Linked DNA regions of Homo sapiens: region 1 is linked to region 2. The links are chromatin contacts, found by Hi-C in ENCODE. All regions are on one chromosome and are shown on one strand. The core of a region is the stretch at or near the end of the contact, and the rest is flanking DNA. Distances in the headings are between cores, read along the strand shown.

What was found. Hi-C counts contacts between places; a loop is a spot of excess contacts on that map. Pooled maps may share reads with other maps.
Region 1: a loop to region 2 is called in a pooled map, with 2.4 times the contacts of the local background. The contact joins the enhancer-like site here to the promoter of SP9 in region 2. A Hi-C loop is called at or near these places in 2 of 50 pooled maps.

What each region holds. Positions count from the first base shown.
Region 1 is chr2:173,263,511-173,266,883 of GRCh38, forward strand. It overlaps MAP3K20 (mitogen-activated protein kinase kinase kinase 20), which reads left to right. Exons shown (of 20, transcript NM_016653.3): 19 at 235-385; 20 at 2,540-3,373. The coding sequence ends at 3,240. The region is part of intron 2 of MAP3K20-AS1 (MAP3K20 antisense RNA 1); the gene reads right to left. Among named protein-coding and RNA genes, the nearest start is that of MAP3K20-AS1, 17 kb to the right of the region's middle. RefSeq lists an enhancer at 962-1,469. Within about 2 kb of position 1,286, at least 5 of the 41 ENCODE cell types and tissues checked have a DNase peak (open chromatin) inside an H3K27ac peak, as active enhancers do.
Region 2 is chr2:174,333,051-174,336,327 of GRCh38, forward strand. SP9 (Sp9 transcription factor) reads left to right here and starts at 1,904. Exons shown (of 2, transcript NM_001145250.2): 1 at 1,904-2,063; 2 at 3,057-3,277. The coding sequence starts at 2,043. It overlaps LOC102724194 (a long non-coding RNA gene), which reads right to left and starts at 1,926. Exons shown (of 3, transcript XR_427194.5): 1 at 690-1,926; 2 at 507-575; 3 at 1-10.

The DNA.
Region 1 (3,373 bases), core at 36-2,535, 1.1 Mb before region 2:
CTATAACCCACTAAGAAATAAAGTGGTTAAAATTTTTCTTTTCATTGAATTAGCATATTTGGGCCAACTGTTCAGAATATTTTCCTAGTGCATTATGATAGTGTTCTAAGAGGTGAAACTGAAGTGATATAATAACCTGGATGACTTTCTTTCCCATTTTATATATGTGTGTCTATTTGGTCATATGTTTCTATTTGTCTTTTTTTTGTCTTTTTCGTTTGTTTGTTTTACCAGAGTGATGTTAGAACTCCAAAAAGCACTAAACATGTCCATTCGATTCAGTGGAGTAGAACAAAACCTCAGGATGAAGTGAAAGCAGTCCAACTTGCCATTCAGACATTATTCACCAATTCAGATGGCAACCCTGGAAGCAGGTCCGACTCAAGTAAGTTAGTGTTCCCGTATTAGATGTGTGCTAGATTCCAGAAACTTAATTATGACATTTCCAGATGATCTAAAGACTCAGAGGATACCACCTCAATCAGTTAAGATCTATCTTTGAGCTTCGAGTAGCAGAAAACCCAGTTGCAACTGGCTTACTCCAATAATTCCCCAAGTGTGGCCCCAGGACCAGGAGCATCGGGATCACCTGTGAACTTGCTAGAAATCCAGATGCTCAGGCCCAAACCCAGACTTACTGAATCAGAACTCTGGGGATAGGAGCTGCAGTCTGCATTTTAAGGAGCCTTCCCAGTGATTAAGAACAACTCTAAAGTCCTTAAGCCACTGATTTAAACTGTAATAAAATTTATTATCTTCCATAACAAGAAGCCCAGAGGTAGGGCAGGCTCCAGGTGCAGTAAGATAAGCTGGCTCAACCATATTCAGAGAGTGGAATGAACCTTCCCTTCTTTCTGCCCTGCCATGCTCAATAGGCTGCCTTTGCCCTCGGCTCCTCTCCTGTTTACAGTCATCACACAAAGATATCACAACGCCCAGAGGAAATAACGGGTTAGGTCCCTACCTGTTCTTATATATAGGAGTAAGGAAAACTTTTCTAGAAACCCCCAACAGACTACCCGTCAGCAATTCTGCTTTGGCCAGAATGGAGCAACCTGTCCGTTCCTAAACATAGCATGAGCACATCTGACTTAAACTAATTAAAGTCGATCCCTGGAGCCAGAATGCAGTCAACTCTCCCGATCACGTGGCTACATGGAGGGGGATGGAGACTGAGCAAAATCAGGGTTCTATTGGAAGGCAAAATTCCAGAGAAGTCAAGGCGAGGAAAGAAGGCATTGTGATTCTGTATGCTACTGCTCATGTGACGTATGTAAAGTAGTCAAAGTCACAGAAACAGGAAGTAGAAGACAGTTAACAAGTGGCGGTCAGGGGGCAGGGGAGAAGGGAGGGGAAATGGAGAAAGAGGAAGGTAGAGATTAGTGGGTATAGAGTTTCAGTGTTGCAAGATGAAACAGTTACAGAGATCCGCGCAACAATGTGAATATACTAACACTACTGAACTAGAGGCTTAAAAATGGCTAAGATGGAAAATGTGGTTTTTACCACAATAAAATACACACATACACACAACAACAACAACAGAAGAAGGCATTGTGATGGACTGAAGCCTGGGAGGAGTCTCTGGAATTGTCTGGACAAGTCACTCACTTCAGAGCTCGGGGTCACCTGTGCCCAGGCAGTGAGGAGACAGAGACATGTGCATGCTCTGATACTCTCCACGCGCACTATCTGCGTGAGCAGGGGGTGGAGTAGCTGAGGAAGCTGAGGCTGGGAGGACCACCCAGGAACTCTAGAACATGGGTAACGTTGTTCAGGCTCGGGGGAAAACAGAAAAGATCTCAGGTGTGAGGAACTTGCTTATTCACTGAAATATAGCTTACTAAATGGTTCTTGTTAATTCACCATTTTCTTTTATCTTAACTTCTTCCTATCTGCCAATGCAGCTTCATTTTTTTATGCTGAAAATACTTCTTATTCCCGAGCCTCAGGATCTCTCCTGTGGACACGTGAACGGTCTTTCTTCCAAACAATCTCTAGCTGTCTCAACCTTCGGAACCTCATTTCTCTTATCTGCATTTAGGGTCCTTGAGGTTTTAAAAATGCAGGTGGCAAAACAAACCTTTTGTTTACTAAACATGCCCCTGCCACCTGAACATACTTTCTAGAAGTAACAACACAACTATGTAGGAAGAAGATGGGATTTAGATGCAGAAGGACTTGGTATTATTGACTGAGTGATCTTGGGCAAGTCATTTGACCTCTCAAGCTTCCTCATTTATAGAATAAAACTATTAGTGTTTACCTAAGAAGATTACTGAGAGGATTAAATGAGATAGTGTAAGTAAAGCCCATGGAACAATGCCAAGCACATAGCATATATTGAATAAGTGTAAATGTCCTTATTTTTTAAAGTATTTGTAATAAAAGAAACGTCCTTATACATAGCCTAGAATTTCTATGAATGGTAAAGCTTAGAGCATCCCAAACAGCCCTGAATTATCCTAAGACAGGCGTATGAATTAGACATGCAGCTTTAGTGTGGCTTAAAAGATGCTCATTTCCATTTCTCCCGCAGGTGCTGATTGCCAGTGGTTAGATACTCTGAGGATGCGGCAGATTGCATCCAACACTTCTTTACAGCGTTCCCAGAGCAATCCTATTCTGGGGTCACCGTTCTTCTCACACTTTGATGGCCAGGATTCCTACGCTGCTGCTGTGAGACGGCCCCAGGTGCCCATTAAGTATCAACAGATTACACCTGTGAACCAGTCCAGAAGCTCGTCTCCTACTCAGTATGGACTGACCAAAAACTTCTCTTCCCTACATCTCAACTCTAGGGACAGTGGCTTTTCCAGTGGCAATACTGACACCTCTTCAGAGAGGGGTCGATACTCAGACAGAAGCAGGAACAAATATGGACGTGGTAGTATATCACTCAATTCTTCTCCTAGAGGAAGATACAGTGGAAAGAGTCAGCATTCCACTCCTTCAAGAGGAAGATACCCTGGAAAGTTCTACAGGGTTTCTCAGTCAGCACTCAATCCTCACCAGTCGCCTGACTTCAAGAGAAGCCCCAGGGACCTCCACCAACCCAACACCATACCAGGGATGCCTTTGCACCCTGAGACTGACTCAAGAGCCAGTGAAGAGGACAGCAAAGTCAGCGAAGGGGGCTGGACAAAAGTGGAATACCGGAAAAAGCCCCACAGGCCATCTCCCGCCAAAACCAATAAAGAGAGAGCCAGAGGGGACCACCGTGGATGGAGAAACTTTTGATGAATTGAACTACATAGCTTTTCTAAGCAGGTTAAAAAAAAAAAAAAAAAGAAATGTAATGGTTTTTGATAATATGATCCCTTCAGATTGAATTAACGAAAAGACAACACTTCCAGTTTTTGGATTGGGAAAT
Region 2 (3,277 bases), core at 654-3,153:
CTTTCGCCACCTTAAACAAAAAAGAGAAAAAAATAAAATAAAAAAAACCCATTCTGAGCCAAAGTATTTTAAGATGAATCCAAGAAAGCGACCCACATAGCCCTCCCCACCCACGGAGTGCGCCAAGACGCACCCAGGCTCCATCACAGGGCCGAGAGCAGCGCCACTCTGGTCGTACTTTTGGGTCAAGAGATCTTGCAAAAGAGGAGAGAAAACACGGGAGGCACAGTTCCACATCCTTGTCACTTGCACCGGCTCCGCGACAACTCGTCGTTTGCACCCGAGGGTTTGGGGTTGGTAGTTTAATTTTTTTTTTTTCCTAAGAAGCAGGGTGTGGGTTTAGTGGGGAGTGTGCTATATTAAAACCAGTGCCCAGGTCTGCCCGAGGGCGCTGGTATTTCTGGTTCAAAAACAGCTTCTGGCTACCCTGGAGAAGAAAGAGAAAGCGGGGCCCAGAAAGAGAAAAACAAGCAGGTCAGCGGTTGCTGGGGGACTCGAAGACGCACCCTGGTCTGCTTGAGGACGCCTCTTTTCACACTGACAAGGTCCAGGGAGGACTTCAGGATGCTTCCAGCCTGCAAAATGTGGAAGCGCCCACGTGTGGCCTGGTCCTCCGCCCTCCCGGGTGAAAGTCCTGGAGAGATTTCTCGGGCGCGTCCGTGAAAGCAGGGCACTAATGGGGAGCCTACCTCTTAAAACAGCGCACTTGCCCTACGGACGAGCCTCTAGGCCCTGGTGGTCTGGAATGGGAGTGGGTTGGAGCTGGGACAAGAAAACTCCACTCCAGGATGAAACGCGACATGCAAATCTTCACCGGGTTAAACAAACAGCCGAGCAAGCTGCAGCTTCAGCGGAGGTGGAGGTGGGGGCGGACGCCGCTCGCGCCGGTCTCTGTTTCCAAAGTTGTTACAGTGAGAAAATAAGCGGCTTCGTGCAGCGTGTTGTATGGGCTGATGCCTCCCACCCCCATGCCAGCCCACAGCAAAACCCGGCAGATAATCAGCACATCCCACTGTTTAGTCATATTTGACAACTGGGTTAACCTGGTATCTAAGCGCTGGCGAAACCGTACAAAGGGTGCCCTCAATTACCACCAGAAGCCTCTAGCGTGAGTGGCACTTGTATTACCCCCCGGGTCAGAGGCCAGAGCGACAATTAGGAAGTCACTTACACCGCTGGGGGGAAATGGCGGGATGCAGCAGGCTCCAGGCCCTCCCAACAAATCTGTGGATGTAGATCTGTACAGAGAGGCCTATTTCGCTCCTCTCGGAGGAGCTGTCCCTTCGCGCCCCCTCCCCAGTATAACTGTGAGAGTGAAATTGAATCTAGTGGAATAAGGAATTGGGTAGAAGACACACGAAAATGATAAAAATCACAAGCAAGAATGATAGATACAAGCTGAAGTTGTGTTCTGTAGGCAAAAGCCTGGACACACAAAGTGAGGGCTCACATTTCCGTCTCCACTTGGGCCCTGCTGGTGCGGGCTGTGTCTGGGTGTCTCCTCCCCTCCTGCCTCCTTTCCTACAAGTGGGGAGTCGAGTAGGACTGTCAGCCCTAACTTGCAACATCTCGGGGTGGTTTGTGTGTGGGGGGGTGCTTGTGGCTCGGTTTCATTGGTACTTAAACCTGGCTTGGTGCGTGAGTGTAAATTTTTAATTGCACTGTAATTTCTTCAGTCCCCAGCCCGCCCTCGCCCCCCCCCCGCAAGTATCCCCCACTACTCCCCCCCACCCCCGCGGCCCTAGCTAGCTGACTTGACTGGCACGCGCCGGGAGCCCGGGCTCGGGCCCCTCGGAGCGTCTGATTGGCTGCGGGGCAGCTCCGGTCTGCTCTGCCTGCGCCCTCATTGGGCGAGAGGCGCAGCCAGCGGCACTTCAAAGCGGGTGCTCCTCGCACTTAGGCTGAGTTTAGCCGGCGGGAGCCTGGAGTCCGCTCGGCACGAGCGCGGGGACGCGGGAGCCGCGCGGGACCCAAGCAGTTTTTCCGAGCAGCCGCCAGGCTCAGCCCCGCTCCCAGCCTCGCTGCGCAGCCAGAGACCTGCTATGGCCACGTCTATACTCGGGGTAAGTCGCAAGCGCGGCAACGCATTTGCTTGTTTTAACCGGAGTAATTTTTCGTTATGGCTTCTGGGGTCTGCGGCTCCGGAGAAACTGTTGCTGCTAGACTGCAGCTTCAGCTTCTATTAGCACTTTCCACATTTCTGGGACTGATTTTTCCCCAAGTTTTTGGAACCCAGAAAGATGCCTTTGCAAGAAAAGGCCTTCTTAATCAAGTCCTTTTTCATTTGGTTTCAAAAAAAAGCTAGAGGTTTCTTTTCTTCCCCTCGTGATTTATACCCCATCCCCCGCATTGCTTTGGGGATTTTGTTGCAATTATGCGACAATGGTGTTTCCAGAAAACAGTCTTAATCGTTTTGCAGTCCATCTAGTCACGCTAATAAACATTTACATTTCCGCGGCTCCCCAATTCGCCCATGACTTTGAAATCTGTCTCTGGCCGCTTATCCTCGGATTATTGTTTTCATAATCGCTGTTTTTGTGTGTATGTAAACTTTAAAACCAAACGTTTTCTATTAAAAAAGAAAAGTCAAGTCGTAGCCACCCTGGGAGAGCTGCAAGTTTCGCCCGTCCCTGGCAGCTGTTTCGGCCGCCTCCGCCCTCACCCGGTGTTTGTTGTCTCTGGTCTCTGTGTTTACCTTCGCGCTTCACCCCGAAGGGCGACTTGGGGTCTTCTGGGAGATGAGCCGGTTTACGGCGACAACCCAAGTCCGGTTGTAGGCAGGGTTGCAGCGGGGAACACGGAGGCATCTTTGATTTATAGCCTCAGCGAAGTGCAACTTTCCGGCGCCTGGACCTTCGCCCGGGTGATCGCCCCTGCTCCGCGCCCGGTGCGGCGACTCCTCCGCGGGCGCGTGGGGAGGAGGCGCGAGGCGGGGAGCCAGGACCCCCCGGGAGCAGCCGCAGGGGACGAGGCTGCTCACGGGTGCACTTTGTTTCTTCCCCCACTTCCTCTTGCCCTCCTCCTTCTTGCTCCCTCCCCCATCCCACCCACTCTAGGAAGAGCCGCGCTTCGGAACGACCCCGTTGGCCATGCTGGCGGCGACCTGCAACAAGATCGGCAACACGAGCCCGCTGACGACGCTGCCAGAGTCGAGCGCCTTCGCCAAAGGCGGCTTTCACCCCTGGAAGCGCTCCTCGTCCAGCTGCAACCTCGGCTCCAGCCTCTCGGGCTTCGCGGTGGCCACCGGGGGCCGTGGCTCGGGCGGCCTGGCGGGCGG